3 separate regions of the Mus musculus genome follow, and all the other regions are linked to region 2. The links are chromatin loops, found by intact Hi-C in ENCODE. Cell type or tissue: heart. All regions are shown on one strand.

Region 1 (8,000 bases), 130 kb before region 2:
GATAATAAAAACAGATAGTGGAGCAGAGTAGAAGACCCAGAAATAAACCCACACACCATTTTGACAAAGAAGGCAAAACCATGTAATGGAAAAATGAAAGCATCAACAAACTGTGCTGGTATAACTGGATGTCTGCATGTAGAATAATGCAAATATCTATCTCCCTACACAAAACTGAACTCCAAGTGGATTAAAGACCTCAACATAAAACCAGATACACTAAAACTGACAGTCAAAGTGGGGAATTTCCTTGAACTCATTGGTACAGGAGCCAACTTCCTGAACAGAACATCAGTCACACAAGTACTAAGACTAATAATTAATAAATGGGACCTCATGGAACTGAAAAGCTTCTGTAAGGCAAAGGATATCATCAAAAGATCAAAAGGGCAGCCTACATACAGAATGGGAAAAGATCTTCACCAACCCCACATCTGACAGAGGGCTGATATCCAAAACATACAAAGAATTCAACAAACCAATAATCCAATTTAAAAATGAGGTATAGATCTAAAGAGAATTCTCAATAGAGACATCTCAAGTGGCTGAGAAGCATTTAGAGAAATGTTCAACATTCTTAGCCAGCAGGGAAATGCAAATCAAAATGTCTATGAGATTCTATCACCTGTCAGAACGACTAAGACCAAAACAGCAGTGCCAGCTCATGCTGACATGGATACAGAGCAAGGGGACACTTACCTCTCAAGTGAGTGTTAACTTGCATAGCCACATTGGAAATCAGTATTGTGCTTTCTCAGAAAATTGGGAATCAACCTACCTCAAGATCCAACTCCTGGGCATATATCCAAAAGACGTTCCATCTTACCACAAAGACACTTGCTCAACTATGTTTAAAGGAACATTATTTTTAATAGCCAGAAACTGGAAACAACTCATCTTACCACACAAAGACACTTGCTCAATATGTTTAAAGCAGCATTAATTGTAATAGCTAGAAACTGGAAACAACCTAGATGTTCATCAACCAAAGAATGGAGAAAGAAAATGTGATACATTGACACAATGGAGGATTACTCAGCTGTCAAAAAAAAAAATAACATCATAAAATTTGCAGGCAAATGGATGGAACTAGGGAAAAAAAGTTATCCTGAATGAGGTAACCCAGACCCAGAAAGACAAACATTATATATACTCACTTATAAGAGAGTATATTTTAAAGGATAATCCTGCTACAATACACAGACCCAGAGAGATTAAGTAAGAAGGAGGGTTAAGGGGAGGATGCATGACTCTCCCTGGGAAGGGGAAATAGAATAGATATTGTGGGAGGACTGGAGGCAGGTGGGGATGGAAACAGGAGAGATCAGGTCAGGGGAGAATGGAGGGAGAGACTAATGGGGGAGACATCTAAAATTGGGGGGGGGGGCAATTTGAGGGCAAGGTAGAAATCCACTACAATAGAAACTCCCAGGAATCTATTAGGGCTTACCCTAGCTAAGACTCCTAGTCATGGGGAGTACAGAGCCTGAACTGACCATCTCCTGTAACCAGGCAAGACTCACAGAGGAGGGATTGGGGCACAAACCCAGCCACAAAACCTTCAACCTACAATTTGTCCTCCCTGCAAGATGTGCTGGGGTAAAGGTGGCACAATACTTGTGGCAGTGGCCAACCAATGACTGGTTCAGCTTGAGACCCATGCCACTAGAGGGAGCCAATGCCTAACACTGCTTGGATAGCCAGTAACCAAAGACTAGATTGTCCAGGGACCCAAGATAGAAACCAACAGGACTGAGGAGGGAAAGAAGTCAATGAAATGATCCTTAATGATATTCCGCTATACTCATGGATGGAAGCCTAGCATAATCTTTATCAGAGAGGCTTCATCCAGCAACTGATAGAAACAGATGCAGAGACCCACAGCTAAAAACTAGGGCGCTTAGGACATCCTGTGAAAGAGAGGAAGGATTGAAGGAAGCCAAGGGTCAAAGAAAACCCACAGAATCAACTTGCCTAAGCTCATAAAGGCGTAGAGAGACTGAACCGACAGTCAAGGAGCCTCTCTGGGTTTAGCCTAGGTCCTTCTATGATTGTGTAGATTGGTCTTCCTGCTGGACTCCTAACAGTGGCAATGGGATCTGCCTTTGACTCTTTTTGACTGCTTTTGGGAACCTTCCACACTCTTACTGGGTCACCTCATCTAGCCTTGATAGGCTGGGGTCTTACTGCAACTTGGTATGCCATGTTTGGTTAATATCCATGGGAGGCCTGCCATTTTCTGAAGAGAAATGGAAAAGGAGTGGATTGGGAGGAGGGGAAACTGCACTTAGGATGTAATATATGAGAGAATAAATGAAGACAAATAATTAAATGAAAGGGGTTGGATGGCTTTGGTATCTGGTATTGGAGGGAGGTGACAGCAATGGGTAGAAAATAGTGTTTCTGGAAACTGAGTTTCCACTCGGTCACAGGAAAGCTTATAATGGGACTTGAGGTGGCATATCTGTGTCCCAGTTCAAAGGTCAGAGTGTAAGCAGATGTTCCTTAAACCTGACAGCAATGATATCTCAGATGTGCTCTGAATACCCCACCAGTGGGACACAGTGTCTGCTTTTGCCCCTAGTTATTTGCATGATGGCCATTTTCCCCCTACCTTTATAAAAACAGTTTTTTTTCTATAGAATACACAGAACTTATAAATACACTAGGAGTCAAGTGACTTGACCATATATAGATGGTGTAATACCTCTTTTGTGATGTTCAGCATCATTCTTTGTCATTTCTCCCCCCCCCACCCTGATCATTCCTCACCTTTGTTGCAAAATAACCCCCACTCTATTCTCTTAGCTGCGATCACAAACTTCATCTATAAAACGTCTTGAAGAAAATAATTTGTGTTTTGTGGTACATGCAATGTTTATTGCTCTGATCAACTCTGTTCTTGTGTCATAATATCAGCCATGGAGGCAGTTGTGTTTAAATAAAACTTTATTTACCAAACAGCCGACAGAGAAGTTTGGTTTACAAGTCAGAGTCTGTAGATTTCACGACAGTAGATCATGACTCACTTTCTACTTTAAACTGTCTAATTAAGTTTCCGTTTATTCTATCTCAAGTACCTAAGGACCTGCTATGCTGTCTGCTCCCTTAGTTCCATCGTGACCTTTTACTGCAGTTCCCATTGAGCATTTCAAACGGCTTGAAAATACTACCTGATCTGGGCATATCCTCCCTCCCCTTTTTTTGGTTGAGAAGACAAAATAAACAATTAATAATAATAATGAAAAAAAACACAAGAAAGAAAATTAGGAATGAAAAAAGGAAAAGAAACCATAGAGGAATTTTAATCCAGTCACATCGGTGCTCAGGCGAGGGATCGCATCCAAAGACCTGGGTCTGTGTGATCTAGCCTGAATGCAGACACACCTATAGTATACACCTCTAATCCCAAACAATGTAGGTAATGTTAGTTTATAGAAGGAAGCAGCTATGTTTGAAAGTGACATCTAATTGAGGGGCAGACAAAGTGAGAAAACGGAGGAAGATGTGACAGAATGAATCCGAGATAGAATAAGCCCAACTCTCAGAAAACAGATAGGAAAAATAGGCAGTTTAAGAGCAGTGCGGAGCGAGTCATGGAGGCACCTCAGAGAGTCCAGTTCAGTTCTAGCTCAGACAATGCAGTTTGAAATGGGATTGGTGTATTTTGTTTGTGGGAAGGACACAGCCTTCAGGAAACACAAGAGGAGCATGGTCCTCAGCTAAAGGAGCCCTAGTAAGCTGATACACTGTGGTAAAAATGCTCACCTTAATTATTTTCATTGTCATCTGCTTAGTAATTTTTCTTGCTTTCCGGATTAAAAAATCAACAGTATCAGAAGTCTCACAATAATTTTCATTTTCTGTTTAAAGCATTAAATAATTAGTATTAGATTAAAATGCTACAAGATTGTTATAATTGTAAAACTAGAATAAGTAAAGCTCCAAGCTTACTCTTTTTACAAGGTACATATCCTTTTTGGGTCATGGATTTCTTTTGGGTTGGAGAACCCCTGGACCAAAATCTCACATAGTAGGAAGATGTTGTATCCTGCTGAGGACCACAGCAAGGGAACACATGTCATGATGATGAGATCTTCCATCCCACACGTCGTGCCTCCAGAACTGTGGGAGGGAACTTGTATTCAGATTTCAGATGCAAAAAGTAAAATTCCTGTGTGAAAAGAGACAGTAGAGTATCCCTTTCCAACATGATTGCTCTCGTCTGCTCATTCAGTGACTATGTACTGGGCACTGACATGGACTGGGCGTGAGTGAAGGCAGTCGGGATGTAGCCACAGTCAGAAGTCATGATTCTTGTGCTGCTTTGTTTTGTATTTTACAAAGAAGACATTAAACAGTCGTGCAGAATATTTCAATTTCCGCTAAGCACTGTAAGGGAGCAGGCGATAATTTTTCTTGCTTGTAGGTATGGAGAAGAGACCCTCTATTCTCAGACAGAAATACTTTCCTGAGGGACATAGAATTAAGATAAATTAATTTTTTAAGGAGTACAATGTACTCAGATAAAACATGATAAAAAGGAGTTCTAGGCAGAAGGATTTTGTGTGAAACTCTTGGTTGAGGTTGTGTATGGGATTCTGTGGTCAACTGGAGATAGACTGAGGCTACAAAAGGACAGCAGGGGGCAGACTATGTAAGAAACTGCAGACTGGCTATGCTGAGCAATAGGAAGTGTTTATAAATGTTGAGCAAGTGATATAATTATTCAGTGTGCATGTGTGTGCGTGTGCCTGTGCGTGTGTGTGTGTGTGTGTGTGTGTGTGTGTGTTAGAAGTCACTGTGTCTCTCACTGAGAGCACAATGAAAACAGATCAAACGGTGATTAGCATTATGACATGCCCTGGCAGCGGGCCTATCTACATTCTACAGGTAGTCTAGTCCTACAAAGATGTTAAACAAACAAGCGCTGCATGATAAGAGAGGGTGGTTCTGGAATCCAACCCAGGAGGAAGTTTGCTCTCCAAACTGAGCACACTTCCAGGTGTTGTGTTTTCAAACAGCTTGGCAGGAGTGTTCTCCCCACAGGAAAGTGAGCGCTGAAGCCAAAGCACAGCTCTTTGCAACGGCACTTCCTGAAATCTAAGTCTGGAATCTGAAAGCAACTGGACCTCTGAGGTAACTTGGGCATTTCTAAGAATTCAGCTGCTTTTCTCAAATAGCAAAAACAGGAATGTGATTTAAACACACACACACACACACACACACACACACACACACACACACAGGGACAGCCAACTACAAAATTCAAGTTCAAGGGCAATTAAACCACTTACCCCTGTGGTGTTTCTATCTTGTACATGCGTTTGATCTCCCAGTCTCTCTGTCTCTCTCTCTCCTCCTCTCCCCAGTGTGTATATGCATGCTCAGGTGTCTAAGATGCTCTCACACATGGGCCATAATTAGATGAGGCAGGTTGCTTTTCACTTTGCTTAAGACAACTCCTCTTTCATTGTTTTCTATTGCATAATATATGCCAGTGGCCCCACAAGTTTCCGAGGATGGCCCTATCTGCTTCCTAGTTTTGCTTAAAAGAGAGCTGGGGTTACAGATGCATACTACAGCAGGTAGCTTTTATGTGGGATCTGGGGATTCGAACTCAGGTCCTCATGATTACATGGCAAACACTTCACTTACTGAGCCAAGACTCCAGACTCCAAGGGTACTCTTGAAGACTATTTTTAGACACATATATCCACTGGGAACTTCTGTAGTTCATAGTTCAGAAACGCCTCATGGCATGAATACTGTTGCTGGCTGTGCATTTGGTCAAAGCCTTGGAACCATTGCCGTATCAGCTGTACCCCTGTCCTCCACGGGGCTTCCAAAGTCAGGGTACTATTTTCAATGATTGCTATTGTCATGCAGCATCCCACTGCCTGACCTGGAATAGCTGCTGCAAAGGCAGCATAGAAAGACAAAAGCACTAGCTCCTTATTTTAAAAACATGACCCAACAATTCCTGATAAACATACCTGTAGGCACATGGGAAGGGTGACAGAAGATTATAAATACTGGAAGAAATGTAAACAGCGGTAAAATGACACCAAAGTCTTACTAGAGAGTGTTTTCTTGCTCTGCAAAGCACAGGAAGGCAAAGAAGGGTGGTAGAATAGGGCAAAGGGGGGAGTGTAGCAAGGCAAAGGGGGGAAAGCCAAGGACCAAGAGCCCATGGGGTCCCTCAGAGGGGACAGTGAAGATCTTAAGAAGAAGCTGCCTTCCAGAGTGTCAGTGGAACCCTGCGCTCACTCGCAATGTAAGTTTTGGAGTCTTCTGTATGGAAGTACTGGTTCCATGCAGTGCTCTACCAACTGTGTCTCAAGTTGAGTCACTGTCCCCCAGCCCATGACCACACTCATGGGGACAGAGACAGGCCTAGTGCTCTAGAAATCAGCCTGCACTCAGGTCTGACAGCTTCTGAGTCTGCCTCTGCATTCAACTCAAGACACAGGAAAATGAGACCAGTCATCCACGTGCCTTTCCTTCTGAGGCCAGGTACTCCGAGGCTGCATGCTCAAGTCAGTCAGAGATTAGCCTGTCTGGAGAAGTGATCGAGTCCATGGAAAGGAAGTCTGGTAAAGGAATCCCACAGAAAAAACAATATTTTTTGAAAAACTGATATAATAAAAACAAAACCAACCAACCAACCAACCAACGAACCAAAGAAGACACTGGAGTGGAAGGCCATCCAATGCGCATGGATCAATACAGTTGTTATTGTGATAACGGTTAGGTTATTTTACCCAAAGTCACCAGTATAGGCGGTACCCACCATAAAGTCAAATGCTATTTCTGTCAAGCTTACAGGCAAGTGCAGTCTAAAGCGAGTATGCTTCCTTTTAGGAGAGTTAGACTCCAGAGAGCGTCAGAACAAAGTCCGCAAATATCCATGTACAACATTCAGCTTCTATATAACTGATCTTTATTGGCTACATATGACCAGACATTTCCTGAGTTTCCTTGTCCCAGTAGTGACAGCGTCATCTCCAGGACTTGTTAACATATTATTTTGGCTTGAATTCTAGACAAGTGAGATAGAAGATCTTTCTTGAAGCTCCGTTAAGGGAAGGCTATTTCTTCTTGGTAAAGCATAGCTATTTTATTGACCTATTTTAAAAAATTAGTTTAACCCACTCAGTGGCTTGAGTTTTGCTCAGAAGAATCGGACTTGGGTCACATCATCAGCAGATGTTCCAAACGGCACCAAACAGTATAAGATTAAAGCAGCTGCTTACAGCCTTTCTGTGACTGAGTCAGCTTGCTGGTGCAGTCTCTAACCCAGCAAGCGTGATTAGCTTTCTTTTCCTTTGCAATCTCTCCTTTCTGGTTTCCTGTACGGTTTGTCTGCTCTGCTAATTTTTTCCTCTCTCCAACTCCAAAAAAGTTATCCTCAGTTTTCCTAATTCTGTTCTTTATTTCTTTTATATATGGGATTCAAGAGTCCACAACATGACACCCTGAGTTCCTTGTTTAACCTACTACCAATGAAAACAACTTTTATCCTAAGTGGATGCAGAGACAATTGTAAGAAATGAGTCTTCAAATAGTACGTGAGGTTTCCCTTCAAAACAATTGTGATTCAAAACCATAAAAATTATCACCCTCGTTCAAAGGAATAAAATAAACAGCGCTTGAAACAATGACAAACGATGTCAACGTTCTCTTTCAGATTGTGGGCAACTTCTGGGAAATTAGTTCAGTGACATTCAAGCCTTCTGCTTTTGAAAATCCCCTTCAACTATACAGTCTGAACTTGTGTAGTTTCAATTTCAGTTTAGAGAACCCTTTTGCAGATTCCTGTTCTTGCGTTTCATAATCAAGTTCTCTCCCAGCTCTCTGGGAGAGGAAAGGAAATTCCCAGGGCTGGCCGTTATTTCTCAGAACCAAGCACAGATAAATAAGGGTGCAACGAGTTTGTCCTCTTGCAGAGTCCCGTTTGAAGCAGTGTTCTTACTGGCCCCTGCTCCCGCTCTTCAGTT
Region 2 (8,000 bases):
GCATTTGGAGCATATATGTTCAATATTGAGAAGTCGTCCTGGTGGCTTTTTTCTTTTATGAGTATAAAGTGTCCTTCCCATCTCTTTTGATTAATTTTGGTTGCAAGTCTACTGTATTAGATATGGGAATGACTACTCCAGCCTGTTTCTTGGGTACATTTTCTTGGAGAACTTTTTTACAGCCCTTTACCTGGTTCTTTATTATTCTGTGGACCTGGATGGTTTTTCTTAGGCAGGCCTTATAGGGGCCAGCAGAGTTGGCTGCACCATTTTAATTTTCAGTTCCCAGTGGTCCAATCAACAATGTATATGGGGAGGCTGAGGCATTAGGTTCACAAGGTCAAGGCTTGACTGAGTTATGAGTAGAGACCTGTGCTCCATCCTCCCCACTCTCAATCCAAGGGCAATAAATAGCATACCATCCCCCAATGGCAGGGTATCATTCACAAACTTTTTATATTCTCATTCCGTCACTGCTCCTTTTCCTAACTATTACTGGTTCTTTAAGTCTGCTTATTGCTAAATGAAGCTCTTTATCAGGGTATGTCTATTAAACTGTAGATTTGAATTGCAAATTCTCCTCAGGTGTTATCTAGGATTTCTGTGATAGAATCCTCAACTAACTTATCAAGGACTATTATTTTCTCCTGTCCTAAATAGAGTAATTGTAATATCTACATGTAAAATGGCTTTTTGCATCATATTCTATGACATAATATTCAGCTCTTAATTTTTTTATATTGAATGGGATCAGTAGAAATTTTGTGTCTGCCACACCTAGAATGCTCTTAACACTGGAAGCATCTCAAAGAGCAGAGTCAGTCTCAAATCTTTAAGCAAAGTGGTTAAATGCTCAAATTGCCCATAACATCTTGTTTTCTGGGCATTCCTCCACATCTACACTAAGCCTCCATTGTTGTTAATGAAACTGCCTGAGCACTGAAGACACACTTGCTTCAATATGTCTTCTGTCTTGGTTACTACAACTGGGACAAGTAGTAAATCCACTGATTGAACACCACCTGTCCTGATTCCGATTCAGATAGTGACATTCCGGTTGGTTTAAGCCCCTCTTTATCACCTTCTTTCATGTGTTTGAGAATTTGCACAGCACGGCTTAGAGATGAGGCAAAGAAGAACAGGCAAGCTGGTGCTGATTTTATACAAAATTGTGTTTTCCATGAGTCAAATGATGTAAGAACTGGACCTGAGTGCTTTAGGGAACTGGTGTTCAGAACTGTCAGTCTACATTTCTAAAACTGGAGAAAGAAATATGTGTGTGTGTGTGTGTGTGTGTGTGTGTGTGTGTGTGTTTGTGTGTGTGTGTACAAGACAGGGGAGAGGAATCATGGAAGTTAAAGAATAAAAAAGACTTTTGAGAAAAATGTCAAAATCCCCCCAGGGTTCAGTGTATCTACCAAAGCAGAGTCTGTGTGAGTCTGAGGAATGTGGCATGGGATGCCTTCTGAGTTCAAATTCCATCTCCATTTTAGGAACAGGAAAGACTTCTCAAGCAAGGATTCCAGAATGAGAGCTTGCAACTACGTCAAGAGATAGAGAAAATCAAGAACATGCCTCCACCTCGATCATGCACCATACTTTAAAATCTGAACAGACTAAAGCTCTCTACCCTGTTTCCACTCATCAAGGAAAAAACTTCGGGGACAGCTTTGGATTGTGACACAGCATGGCATTGAATGAGACTTGAAGACAATGACACTTTACTAGGAAGAAGGGAGAAATAAAGTTCACAAAGTGGAGTTTATATGTGAAAAAAATGTTTGGCTTATGAGGTGACTCAGTTCATGTTTGTGTTAGAAGTGAAAATTCATGTGATTTTTAATCGGGTCTTATATTTGATACTGCAAACATGGACTCTGTAGACATACTAAATTGTATTGTTGGGATTTGTTTTTACAACACAGTGATAGGGCAGCTGTCTTTGGGTAGACATTTTGTATCACATACATCCCCTACTGGATATTCTTAGTTGTGTGCTCATAAGTAATTCAAAGATGTAGCTTGCTCTAAGCTGGGATTGGCATGTTATAAACATGATAAAAATCTGAACATATCCATGGAACACAGCTCCTAGGGCCTCATGCTATCTGCAGACATTGGTTCCCAGGGTAGACAATGGGCAGTGCCCAATGTGGGAAGGCTCTGTGGTTGCTGGATGAGCAGAGTATTTCATTGGAGAGGAGAAGAAAATTCCCCTCCAGGCAGAATGCATAGGCGAGTGGGCGTTGCACCTCCCCCATTGAGAGAACTTCTTGTTTTCTTTCATGCTCCAGCCTACTGTGTTTCCTTTCTAATCTCTCTTTTTATTTTTCAAAAACACTTTCTCCTTCTAAGAGTTTTAGAATGACTTCTACACAGAATGGAGAACTCAAAATAAATTTCGTTCTATTCCTCTGAGGCTCATAATCACAGTGCCAACTCTTGTGAAACCAACCTTCATTTTTATCTTTCTTTTGCTGCTATGACATGATTTGCATATCTCTGAAGATAAATGCCTTTTACAATGTGGCAGAAGCACTGTTTAAGTGAAAACTGTTAATAAAAATGATTAAGCTTACCATAATTGTTTCAAGTGCATGCTGTACATTGTTCATAATGTAAGAAACGCCGCTCCTAAATTTCTGTAAGAGGGGAGGTCATTAGAAGACTCTTAGCTGTCACACAGGCACCCAATGATGAGGGGTTCAGCTCTGCAACTGAACATTCAGAATAACAGTAGTACCACACAGAGGAAATGTCACAGTCACGGGGCTTAGTACTCTTGTGGAATACAGAAACACAAAGATACTTTCTGTATAATTATTTTCTGGTAGTGGCATTAAACCCAGGGCTTTAAAAAATACTTCTAGTGGTACATTAACTTATAGCATAACAGTGGATGGTATAGTGTTTCTGTAGTATACTTTTCAGTGCATGCTTGTATCATGTGTGCTTGAAGAAGAATTCAACACTTGTATTCAAAGTCTGACCTATTGTCTGATTTGTGTTAAGTCCCTGGAAGATTTTAAGTACTAGTCCGTGGGTAAATCAGCATGAGGATTAATTAGACATCTTCAGAACTTCAAAGCACAGTTTGGGACACTTCTCACAGCCACAGTGCCAGTGGCTTGTCAACTCCATGGTCATTCCCAGCCTTAGCTCAGAGACTCACAGATGTCAGTCTCAGTTTTGACAGTGGCTTCCCTCAGCCTCTGAGAGATGTTATTTGCACTCAATGGTTTAGGGTCAGGACTCTGACTCACTTGTTTCTAAGGAAACATACTACAAATGACTGGAAACTCCACCCCTTTAAGCTTAGAAACAAAAACAAAAAACAAAAAACAAAAAAAAAAGGAAAGAAAAGAAAGAAATCCCTTTTGCTTACTCTTAAATTCTACATGTCTACATGATTGAAAATATTTAAGTGGTGCTAAAATTGTTGTGGGATTGTACATAATGTTAATAGCGATTATTCTAGTCCAAAAGACAAATGAACAAACTAACAAACAAGCTAGCTGATTTCCCAGCATTTGACATGTTTAAAGGAACTCAGATTCACTTTCACTTTCAGTAATTTTTCTTCCTCCCTCCTTCCCTCTCTTTGTCTCCCCCATCTTTCTCCTTCCTTTCTCTCTCCTTGTCCCTCCAAATTCTCACCTTTTTCGTTCTATTTTTATTCTTTCACAGTACAGAGAAATGATTTTTAAACGATTCATGTCCACTTCTGAATTGCACAATTGCTTGCTAACTTTGTGTAACACAGTGGGGCTGGCAACTTCACAAAACAAACACTAATGGACAAAAAAGGACTGAAACATAAGAGAATGATTTCAAAACCACACCCTTTTCACCCTACATTTTGAAACACCCACAAGAAATGGCACCATTTATCAATCTCTACCTGAGAAGTCCTGAGACCCTCCTCCCATGAGCAAACCCCTCATTCCTGCAGTGCTGGTTGAGTCATCCCTCCAACCCCACCCCAGTTAGGAACTCTTTTAGTTTCACTTTCACTGTCTTAAGCATAAATAAAGAGCGAACTCCTCACAAGTTCTCTGGCAAAAATCTGGAACTTCCCGGGTTACTACAGGGTCTATGTCACAGTGCCTGTGAGAGAGGACAGAGCACTCTGCAGCCAGCCTCAGAGGCAAAGCTGACCAGCATTGAAAAGCTGCTTCTTCTTCTTCTCTAAAGGATTTCTCTTCAGGTAAGACAGAGGCAGGGGTGGAAAACTGTTTAGCAGACTGCTGGTTTACCCTAACCAGAGGAGGCTGAAACCAGCACAGATGTGTGTGGCCCAGGGCTAGGTGACAGAGGCAGACTTTACCCTAGATGTCCCTGTCCCTACTAGGGCAAATTAATTAAACTCTGGGAAAGAAGACTTCACACTGAGAGCATAAGTGTGTTGAGGTTCATATTGCTTTCTCGGTACCATTTTATATCATTCTTACTATTTAATGATACTCAGACAAAGTTCCTGAACTTGTTGCCAGTGTCTACCTAAATAAGTTAGGCTGCTTGGAATTCATAAAAAGAGACAGTTTCCCCCATTGAAAAATCTATTGAGCTACAATATCTTTGTGTATACTATTTTGAATACACACACATTATTTATTCCTTGAGAACATCATATATGTCATGTGTTTTTGATTGTGTATATTCCCTACTCTTTCCTCCATCTCCTCCCACCCACCCCTCACTCAGTTTCATGTCCTCATTTAATCAAGTCACTGCAGCTCATTCAAACGTGGGCATAAGGCCACCTAGTGGAATTCAGGTAACTTAACAGGGGCCATTTACTGAAGAAAACCAACCCTGGAGTCTGTAGCAGCCATTAACTGCCATTATCATCTCAGTTATGCTCTGGGCTTCCCGGGACTCTCACCAACCTATGGTAGAATTTTGATTTATGCATTTTTTCTTTTTTCTTTTGTTTTGTTTTCAAAATAGTGTGTCTGTGTAGCCCTGGCTGTCCTGAAACTCACTGTGTAAACCAGGCTGTCTTCAAACTCAGAGATCCATGTGCCTTTGCTTCCCAAGTGCTGGATTGAAGGCATGTGCCACTAACCACCCGCCTTTATGCAGGTTTTCTATAGGCAGCCACAGCTGCTGTGACTTCATGAGTTCAAAAACTATATCATGTTCCAGAAGATACTGGTTCACCTTAAAGCAATGCATATAGTCCATGTGATATTTGTGGCATAAATACCACTGTGAACTGAAAGAAACCAAACCTTTGGGAGGAATTCTCTAGGGTAACATAGGAAAACTATGAGCTGTGTCTGGAAGACTGTGCTGGTAGAGAGTACCACAGCACTGGGAATGTCATGGAAGTCTACCAGCCAAGCACGGGATCCAGCTGAGGGAGCCTCAGTGAACACGGGGAACAAGCCAGGCAACAAACTAAGGAATGGTCACAAAGTCCTAAGTTACACGGAATGAAATAATAAGTACTTAGCAGTCCATACTGATGCAACTGAATGAATGAATGAATGAATGAATGAATGCAAGTAGGAACAATACTGGCTGTTGAGCCCCCATTAATAAATATGCAGTATGATAAGAGTAGACAGTCCTCTGTAAGCAAATGCTAAAGTGGTTAATTTATAAACTTGAATTGTTAATAGATGCTGAAAGTAATGATGAAACTACATGAAGTATAGTGAAGTTGTATGTGCTGAGTGTCTTTCTAAAGGCTGCTTTAAAAATATATATATATACATATATATATTCATACACAGATATACACATCTATATTTATACATATATATCTATATATACATATGTATTATACACACACATCTGTACCTACACAATACGATATGTATCACAATACTATATGTATATACACCTATATCTACATACACACACACACACACACACACACACACACACACGGAAGCAGTATTTGGTCATTTGGTAGTTCTAGTTGTTTTTGAGGAACCTCCATCCTGTGGCCACAGCAGTTAACATTCGTTTGTTTGTTTGTTTGTTTGTTTGTTTGTTTTGGTTTTTCAGGACAGGGTTTCTCTGTATAGCCCTGGCTGTCCTGGAACTCACTTTGTAGACCAGGCTGGCCACAAACTCAGAAATCTGCCTGCCTCTGCCTCCCAAGTGCTGGGTTTAAAGGCGTGCGCCACCACCGCCCAGTCAGCAGTTAACATTCTTAGCTGCAATTCATAACTCATAACTCTTTCATTTCTACACCCTTAGAAGCACTTTTTATTGTTTTCTTAGTGCAGGATTATTCTCAGTGGGGTGAGATGGAACCTCAATGCATTTTTCACTTGTATTTCCCTGCTGATTAAACCCTAGACATTTTTTTCTAAGTATTTATTTGCTATTCAAGTGGTAATTTTGATTACAAAATAGTAAATAGTTCTTGGCAGGTAGCCCCTTAATCAAGAGACTGTATTCAAAAGAGTACTATCAGAGCAAGTCATGTTCACAGCATCCATCCTTTGATTTGATCAGTGATGATTGCAAAATAAAAATTCTATGACCTTCTTACCCTGTATATACCAGTCAAGTTAACATTAAGGAAAAAACTAAAAACTTATCTAACTGAAGGGTACTCTACAAGGTAACTGCTATGTACTCCTCTAAGCCATAAAGGAAGGGAGGATAAAGGAAGATGGAGGAGCTACTGAAGATGAGAAGAAGCTGAAGAGATGTGAGGATAAAGCAGGGATGCCGCATTAGATCGGGAAGCAGAAAAGGGGAGTTAAGAAGCAGAGGGGGTATAAGGCATGCAGCCTCATTAGGGCTGTTGTATAAATGCTGCAAACCCAGTCAGCCACTACACTCAGGATATGGAGGGCTCTGAGATTGGACAAAGCTGGGGAAATAGTGCATGTCACCTTTTGAACCCGGTGCATAACTTTTCTGGTCCTCAATGAATTTCAAATTAGTTGTATTTAAATAGAAATAGTAGGCCAATCTATAGGACAGCCATACAGGGCTCCAAAACTCTTAGAAGTGTACATTTCAGAGAAGGAAAATTTTAGTACATATTATTTACTTCATCTAACTGACTAGAAATTGCAGTCCAATTTATCTTCTTCTTAGAGACAAAAAGAAACCACCCTGGACATGGCCTCAGAGATCCACATGTCGGAACCCATGTGCCTCATTGAGAACACTGAGGCTCAACTAGTGATCAACCAGGAGGCTCTGAGGATCCTGTCTGCCATTACACAGCCTGTGGTGGTGGTGGCAATCGTGGGCCTCTACCGCACAGGCAAATCCTACCTGATGAACAAGCTAGCTGGGAAGAGGACAGGTGAGTGCCACCAACAAATCTGTGCTTGGTTCCTTCTGTTCACTCATGTCACCAGCATCCTGAAAGCAGATGTGAGGAAAGAGTGTCAGAGAGAGGAGGACTAGGGAAGGATACTGCCTACCACCAGTGGAACTTCTTGCTGTTGAGTCATCCTTACCCACTGGGTCTTTAAACAGTACCTTTGCTTTCCAACTGAAAGGTATAGTAGGTGCAGTTTAGAGAAAGAACTAATACATTGAGAAAGTTAACTTCTTTTATTTTATTTTATTTTATTTTATTTTATTTTATTTTATTTTATTTTATTTTATAGACTAGGTTTCTCTATAGTCCTGGCTGTCCTGGAACTTGCTCTATAGATCAGGCTGGCCTCGAACTCAGAGATCTGCCTGCCTCTGCCTCCCAAATGCTGGGATTAAAGGTGTGGGTCACCACCACCTGGCTAACTTCCTTAGGAATGAATTATGAAACATTTTCTAGACTGTCAACATAGGAGGAACAAGTATCTAGCTCTAAGAAATGAATATATTGATCAACATTAGATATTTCAAATCCCCTATTTCTAGGCTAGGAGTTCAATCAATACTTGAAGTCATTTTCTCTTTCAAATGTAACTATGTTATTTTTTCAACTCAATATCAGGAAGCACCTTCATTGACTGCCCTGCCCGTCCCATGCTCATTCTGCTTTTCAGGCTTTTCCCTGGGCTCCACTGTGCAGT
Region 3 (8,000 bases), 340 kb before region 2:
TTATTTTGCTTCTAGAGCCTATTATCTAAACTTTAAATAAGGTCATTAATACTTTGGTGATAAAAACCCCACATAGTTTAAGCAGAATAATTAAATAGAAGATGCTTAGTCTATTTAGGGTATAGAATGTGAGCTTAACATATGAAAGGCTAATAAACATACTGAAATAATAAAATATCTATATCAATATATTTACCCATTACAAATAAATTAGTTTTAAGTCACAATATGAGGAACTTCTTATTCTGAGATTAAATTACTCATGTATATTTCACAAAATAATGAGCTACATAATCATAACTCTAAAGTCCAAATCATTGCCATTTAATCATCTGAAGGAATTAAAATTGACTTCCAGGATATCTTCCAAATGTATGAGTCAGTAAACTGGATGACAGGAATCCAGTGCCAAGACCAGTGTATCTGGGTGCTAGAAGGAGCAGTACTAGATGACCAAGGACTGAAAAACCTTGGGTGGCCTTGGCAAGCTTGCGCATCTACGTGGGCTGGTTCTAAATGGTTACCTGTTGTGTACTACTCATCAACCCAATCTGCAGCAGGATGGGTGTGGTTCAGAAAGAATGCAATCCCAATACGGAAGACCATTCAAAGGAAAATCCTGTGCCCTACTCACTGAAAATCCTGTCTCAGCTGAGAGTCACTTAGGCAGAAGAGGGGAACTCTAAATGGGAGTGGCCAACGAGAGAGCAAAACTGAGTTACAGTTCAGTATGTCGGCCAAAGCCTGTAATCTATAGGTCTAAGTCAGCTCTCCTGCTGTGTCACAGAAACTATGGCTTCCGGACATCCTTATTCTCCGCACTACATTTTACTATTCTTTCCAGGCAGACTTTGTACGACAGGTACCCTTCAACACCTTCCTTTTGCAAGCATCCGAGTTCTACCTGTGCTTAACAGAAGAACTAAAAGTACCCACTTAGTGCTGTGCTCTACCATAGGCAGTTATTCTATTTTTAACACTATTCTATATTTAACTCCTCAAGCTGTTACAAATTAACTACTTGTAATTAACTTATCTATTTATTATCATTTATTTAATATCTGGCATATAAATGTACATTCACTTGTGATGGCTGTTTTAAAAACTGTAAGTTTTATATGTACCTTGTCTTCACTACATTAAGATTACTTAAGGATGGGAACTCTGCCATGCTAGGAGTATATTACTTAACCTTAGTAAAGTTCTTTATCTTCAAACAGTACAAATATATTGCCTTTCTTCCAGGGTTATAACAAGCATGAACTAAAGTACTTGTACAATCCTCAACACTGAGTTAAGTGTTGAAAATGGCACTGATAATTGTATCTATGTTCTAAGTGTGTAGTTTAATGGTAATGATATTGTTAGTGAATATGGTTACTAAATTAATACTTCATGTAACAATTTACTTATAAGTATAGTTTCAGTTCTGGATTTTAATCTGAGGTACAATTTTAAATTACAATTATTTAAATTAAGTTAAAAGTCCTATGAAGATTATTGTAAGCTAACATGTTTTAATTTAGGTTGTATTTTTTTATACAAGGGTTTATATAAATTCTCTCCCCACTAACACCTAATACTTAAATTTTAAACTTACTTTTCAAACATTAAGGATCTGAGGCACACTATAAAGAAGCTATAAAAATCTAAGTCATGTGTACTTATGTACATTATGGTTATTTTTCCAGTGATAGAAACAGAACCCAGATCCTCAGCTCTTAGACAAGCATTCCACTGAGTCATGCTCCTAACTCTACACCCTGTCTCAAATATCAAAATATGTGCTTTGTGTATCGCCGCTGATAAAAGGCAAAGCACGGACTACTAATGTTCCCTCTCACAGGGTTCCCAGAGAGCTTCTTTCAGGCTGGAGCTGCAGGTATTACCTATGTGATGATGACCAAGGAACTCTGAAGGAGTAGAGTCACATAACATCCCATCCAGTTCTTAAAGTGTGGTCCAACTAGACTCAAGAACCTAAAATTTAAACAACTTCAGTGTTTTCCCTTAGAAATGGTCTGCTCTCCCTGACACCAACTTAAACACTTTACTAACTACTGTAGAACTGCAGTGTAGCATAATGAGAAGCTCTGTAATGCTGGGTAGCCAGAGACTGACAGCTCGTTATAGCCGACCACCACTAGCTACAGTGGTAGACGTTTACTTTGCTACTGATTTTACATTTGACACAACATATGTTCTCTGCCTGACTCACTGAGATTACACATTTAGCCAACCCTGGGCTATTTTTATCTCTGTATTATGCTTAGTAACTTCTGGGTTAACCATTAATTTTCTGTAATTATTTCTGATTTTCTATAGTTTGGCTCTGGAAAAGCTTAAGTGGTTGCCTGTGGCACTATGGGAAGTGGTGTACCCTTGAGGAGGTGAGCACCATTGGGAGGCAGTCAGGTGATAAGCAGTGTGCCCTTACAGATAGCATGGGGACCCAGCCCCTCCCCTTTCCTGCCACTGTGAGGTTAAACAGCTCAGCTCTAACACATGGTCCTGATCACAGGCACAAAAGCAATGGAGCCAGGCAACCACACACCGAAACCCCAAACCACAAGCCACAACAATCCTTACCTCTGCACAAACTGCTTATCCCATGTATATTATCACAGCAATATAAAGCTGAACACATGCATTTAGCACATACAGTAAAAATTAAATAACTTTTCAAGTAAAATTCTCATGCATATGGACTATAAGATAGTAGTCAGCCATAATAATTATATTGCTTTCCATCTTTTAAAAATGCATGGATTATTAATCATTTGACTATGGTACTGCAGCTGTAGCCATGTAATAAAAGCCCAGATTCCACTACAGTTTAAATATTGGCAAAATTATTCATGACCTCATACCAAACATCAAGAGTGCTATTAAAGACATCGTAATGGATTAGAAGGTGAGCGACAGGCCAATGAGAGAGCATGCATGGGCTTGGGCACTGCATTGAAAGTGCAGCTAATTCAACACAGCTTACATCAGTCCTGCAACCTTTGCATCTGGCCTGTTACATCATAGTGTGCTGTTAGAGGAAACAACCTTCCACAAGCCATGGTCCCTCCATAGTACCTGCTCTTCTTAACGTGGACAGAGCCACTCGACTCCTCAGAGGACTGAAGACAGGAAAGAGCTAGAGGCTTGGGGACAGTGCTGATGCACAGTGCATCCAGAAGAGACTGGGAGTTTTCAGGGCCGAAGAGCCTGGCAAGCATTCAGAGAGGAGCGTCAGTGACAACTTGCAGTGTCCACAAAAGAATGCCCGCTTTCAGTCTACGGTCTGAGACATCTCCTTTAGGAGTGAGAAAGAGATGGGGAGGAGGGAGACAAAGACAAAGCAAAGCAGTGGGGAGGGTGAATAGAAGCACCGAGATTTCATTGTATTGTTTGGCTTGGCCGGATGGCACACACCTTTAATCCCAGTACTTGAGAGACAGAGTCAGGCCGATCTTCCTTTCTGTGAGTTTGATTTAAAACAGTCTGGTGTACAAAGTGAGTTCCTTGGACAGCTAGGGCTATGCAGAGAGACCTTTTCTCAAATACAAAAACAACTAAGGAAATTTTTATTACAGTCATGCAAGGCTAGCTTTCAAAAGCATTTAAGCCAGGCGTGGTGGCGCACGCCTTTAGTCCCAGCACTTGGGAGGCAGAGGCAGGCAGATTTCTGAGTTTAAGGCCAGCCTGATCTACAAAGTGAGTTCCAGGACAGCCAGGGCTATACAGAGGAATCCTGTCTCGAAAAACTAAAAACCAAAAACCAAAAACCAAAAAAAAAAAAAAAAAAAAAGCAAGCATTACACCTATAAATGTGAAATAGTATAGAAGCAAGGCACATAGAAGGGCTGTTTCACGGAATAATTAGGCTTTAATTCACCAATGTTGTGGAATACGATAGCATCATCAGAAATTTAATTTCTACCTGACTCAGCCTCAGCGACAACTGAAAGCTATAAACTCTAAAGTCTGTAGGAACATAATACATGATAGTGAGCACAACTGAGAGATACGAATAGTGGGAGCTGTGAAAATGGAGCCATGGCTGCTTTTCAAGAACATTCTCCAATCCTGTGGATTTACTCACAGCCTGTGTGACACGCATACGACACAAGGGGGAGCTCACTACAGAACCCAGCCTCTGAACACTGGAAGACGCTGGGACCACAGACATATACTGCACACATAATTCTACCTGGTTTTCGCAGCGAGAGCAGCAGACACAGTGGCAGCCGCATCACTGACGACTACAGCACTGTATCTAGTAGGAGGGGAGAAGGCAGGAAAGTTTCCAAAGCCTTCCAAAGCACCTTCTACAGTTCTTGTAGACCTGCTTACACTTGACAGGGAAAAAAAGACAGGGGGAAGAAAAAATGAAAGTAAGAAAAGACAGCAGAATAAACACAAGTCGGCACCTATTCTACATCAGTATTTAGACATGAAGGTGAGCCATGTAAAGGAATGACAGTTATTTAGGTCACTTACTAATTATATCCGAAATTTCAGACATTTAAATTTAATGCGTAAGCCTATGACTGTTTTTTCATCAAGCACAATGTAATGTCAACCACATTATATATCCCATATATCATATATATACATAGACAACCAAGAAGAAAATGAATCTGAAAATAAAAGCTGCGATTCTGTAAGCAGGGATAAGGGAATTTTTCTTAAAAAGTTTTTACATAAGACGAGCTGTCTGGGAGTAGACATATACCTAGTTCATGGCATTTTCATGAGATGTCTTAGAAGCAGAACTGCCTACATGTTCAGAAGCAACAGCATTTATTAACATGAACAGGAAATAACTTTAAAATAATATAGGGTTGAGCTATTCTGGGTGGTAAGAATCTATGGAAAAGTTAAACAGTTTTCAAGAATATAAATAATCAAATCATCTTCTCAGCAAAATCCCACAGTTCTATTTTGACTTAGCTGTGTAGGTTTTTAAATGAGATAAAATTTCATATTCAGAGGTGTCCTTATGACCTAAAATACTTATTTTTTTCTTTCTTTACAAATAGTAAAATATCTGGGAAAGAATTTACAGTCCATCACTATGAATGCAGGACTCTCAAAACTGGTGATCAAGATTTATTGAATTTTTTTCTATTTAAATAGGATAGTCTAAAAACATGGAGTGGGATTTTCTTCTTATCTTCCTCTATGGATTTAAGTTACTAATAATAACATCGCTATAGCACTGTAACTACTTTTTGGTTTAAAAAGTTGTGACAATGGCCACCTCCAACACGCGATGAGGCCAAGTCCACAAAGGTTATTAAGAACCTGCCTCCACTGATGTGATTACATGAATCACAGGAAGTCAGTTTTAACAGATCATATAGAAACAAAGGTGATCTGCATATCTCTAATCGGAACGTATGGCTATGTGTACCGCTTTCAGTGCAGTGAGGACATGTGAGTGAGCGCTAGGGTGAAGAGCAGGTACCAAGAGATTCAATGTGTGGGTCTCTCAGTCTCTCCTGTCTTTGAGTCAACGGTTACTATTGAGGGAAAGTGAATAAGAAATAGAAACCAGGTTTAAAATAATCAGCTAAAAATGTAACGGTAAGCCATTCTGTAGTCCAGGAAAAGAGGAAATTAATGAAGTTCTACCCTCCAATGGTTAAAAAAATAATAATAAATATGAAAGAACCATCAATGTCGTGCAGGTCCTTCTCTATCATCTAAGAACATGTCTGTCTGCAGCATGAGCTCTCTCTCTGCTTCTCTTCTTTCAGAGGTAAATGACTGAACTGAAGAGACTAAAGGCAAACTCAGGAAGTTAATTTAACATATCTCAAAGTGAATAAACAAAAGACACAGACTTCTTCATTCTGTATTAGAAGTTAAAAACTAAACCAATGCATAAATAGAATATAAAAGCAGACTAAAGCAGTGTTCTGAGGCTAAGCATGTTAATGACATTAGCTCCTCAATCCACAACTGTGCTCCCATTTTCAGTGAGTTTAGTAGTTACATTCATCACCAGCACTGAAATGGAAAAAGAACTCTACCTAGAGTAAGTGGCTGCTTCCTTAGAAACTATGGCTACTTGACTATGAACTTTTAACAGCTGGGGAGCTGCAGGTGGGTGTGGTCCGTTCTTAAGGGGGTCTTCCAGAGAACTGTAAAACCTAAGTTTTCAGAAGTAAAAAACAAAGCAAAGGAAAGATTAATGTAAAGTTGAGACTATGTTTACCAGGCATACTGTCATTTAAGTGTCAGTAATTCATATCTAGGAATACTCTAATTGGTTCTTACTTCTAGCTCTGTAGCTGCAAACCTAACCCTCAGCACCCAATATAGGCTATTCTCCCAAATCACTCACCATGGCTAAACCCATGTGATAATATAGGCTATTCTCCTAAATCACTCACCATGGCTAAACCCATGTGATAATATAGGCTGTTCTCCCAAATCACTCACCATGGCTAAACCCATGTGATAATATAGGCTATTCTTCCAAATCACTCACCATGGCTAAACCCATATGATAATATAGGCTGTTCTCCCAAATCACTCACCATGGCTAAACCCATATGATAATATAGGCTGTTCTCCCAAATCACTCAACATGGCTAAACCATGTGATAACAGATGATGCTTAAAGGGAAAGGTGGCCGGAAAGTCCCATTCACTGATTACACGGCTTTGAATTACTTAAAAAAAAACTCCAAGAACTTAATAAGGTGTCAACATTTCACATATGATACAAGGAATACATGGAATACAATACATGGGATTTGGACCACCTCTGTCTGCCCTTACTGTGTGCACTGGTTTGGGTAGGTACTGCATTGTTGTAGAACTGAAAGCATAGGGACGGTATAAATGGTGATGTATATAAAGGAAGTAGTGTATCTAGTCATACAGCCAACAGTTGCAAGCAGCTGTGGGGAATTTTTTTATGTAATTAAACTTTTTATAATAACACTTCCATACAATGTATTTTATTGATATTCTCAATTGCTACACATCCCCTTTTAACACTCTACAATTTATATAAATACTTGTTATAAAGATGTTCTTTGATCAAAGTCCCCCAAGTATCTCCTTGTACTCCTCTTTCCCAAATCTCTCTCCTGTTTCCATGTTCTGTTGTCATTGACTTTTCATTCTTTTTAAAATGTATCTATGCCAATTTTTCTTTAGCCTGCAACATTAAATTCAGAAGAAATATTAGCAGGTAAAGAAAAGATGAAAACACAAAACGTTGGTTTCAAAGCAAGCAAGCACCAAATATAACATTGGGAAGATTTACAAGAAAAATACAAAATTGCCCATTTTCTTAAAAACCCATATATGGAAAAAATAGAATTGGTCAGCCATATTTCACTGATTCTTATATGGAAAATGTAAATGTAAGGTAAATAAACAGAAGAGGAGCGCTTGTATTGCTCCTTATTTAAAATTGATCATCTCTGTAAAAATTGCAACAACCTGAGAAACTGCCATATAGAGTTAAAGTACCATGAGAGGTAGAGGCAAAGCTAGACAAAAGTATACAGCACAAGTTAGTAACCTAGAGCCCAGCGACCATAACCAGCCACCAACTTATTTTACAAAGACTACAAACTAAAAATACTTTCCATATTTTTACAAAACTAAGAATATTTCCCATGATTTCCCTCATGCAAAGTACATAGCATATTTTGGTACATATACATAAAGTTTTATTGGGACACTATTAAGCTCATTCATTTATGTATATATGTCTATTAATAGTATGTGGAGAGTTGAGTAATTATGGCACACTAAATTACCCACAAAATTCAATGTGTTTGTGATCTGGACATTAATAAGCCAGAAAGGAAAAAAGAGAAGAGAGGGAGAGGGGGAGGGGGAGGGGGAGGGGGAGGAGGAGAAAAAAGAAAAAGAAAAAAAAAAGAAAAAGAAAAAGAAAAAGAAGAAGAAAAAGAAAGAAAAGGGGTGTAAAGGTGCTGAGCTGGTGAGCTTTGTCCCAGAGAAAGAGAATAGCGCATACC

What was found. A loop is a pair of places that touch in the nucleus more often than their neighbours do. Peaks named below come from ENCODE experiments on the same cell type or tissue, not always from the same donor. Only the 100,000 strongest peaks of a DNase experiment are listed, where the experiment ranks them.
Region 1: a loop joins it to region 2, with 7 times the contacts of the local background. A loop is called at or near these places in 30 of 42 quality-filtered maps.
Region 3: a loop joins it to region 2, with 2.2 times the contacts of the local background. A loop is called at or near these places in 3 of 42 quality-filtered maps.

Annotation. Positions count from the first base shown.
Region 1 is chr3:142,488,987-142,496,986 of GRCm38, forward strand. Gbp5 (guanylate binding protein 5) reads left to right here and starts at 7,948. Exons shown (of 11, transcript NM_153564.2): 1 at 7,948-8,000. In heart, CTCF peaks have their summits at 1,666 (motif pointing right) and 4,621 (motif pointing right); DNase peaks (open chromatin) are centred at 1,665 and 4,875; H3K4me3 peaks cover 24 bases.
Region 2 is chr3:142,616,602-142,624,601 of GRCm38, forward strand. Gbp2b (guanylate binding protein 2b) reads left to right here. Exons shown (of 11, transcript NM_010259.2): 11 at 1,494-2,575. The coding sequence ends at 1,604. It overlaps Gbp2 (guanylate binding protein 2), which reads left to right and starts at 4,062. Exons shown (of 11, transcript NM_010260.1): 1 at 4,062-4,207; 2 at 7,069-7,282; 3 at 7,974-8,000. The coding sequence starts at 7,093. It overlaps Mir6381 (microRNA 6381), which reads right to left and starts at 7,345; the gene lies at 7,259-7,345. In heart, CTCF peaks have their summits at 1,964 and 4,781 (motif pointing left); a DNase peak (open chromatin) is centred at 4,080.
Region 3 is chr3:142,278,768-142,286,767 of GRCm38, forward strand. All of the region lies in intron 7 of Pdlim5 (PDZ and LIM domain 5), which reads right to left. Among named protein-coding and RNA genes, the nearest start is that of Pdlim5, 110 kb to the right of the region's middle. In heart, a CTCF peak has its summit at 4,116 (motif pointing right); a DNase peak (open chromatin) is centred at 4,124; H3K27ac peaks cover 715 bases.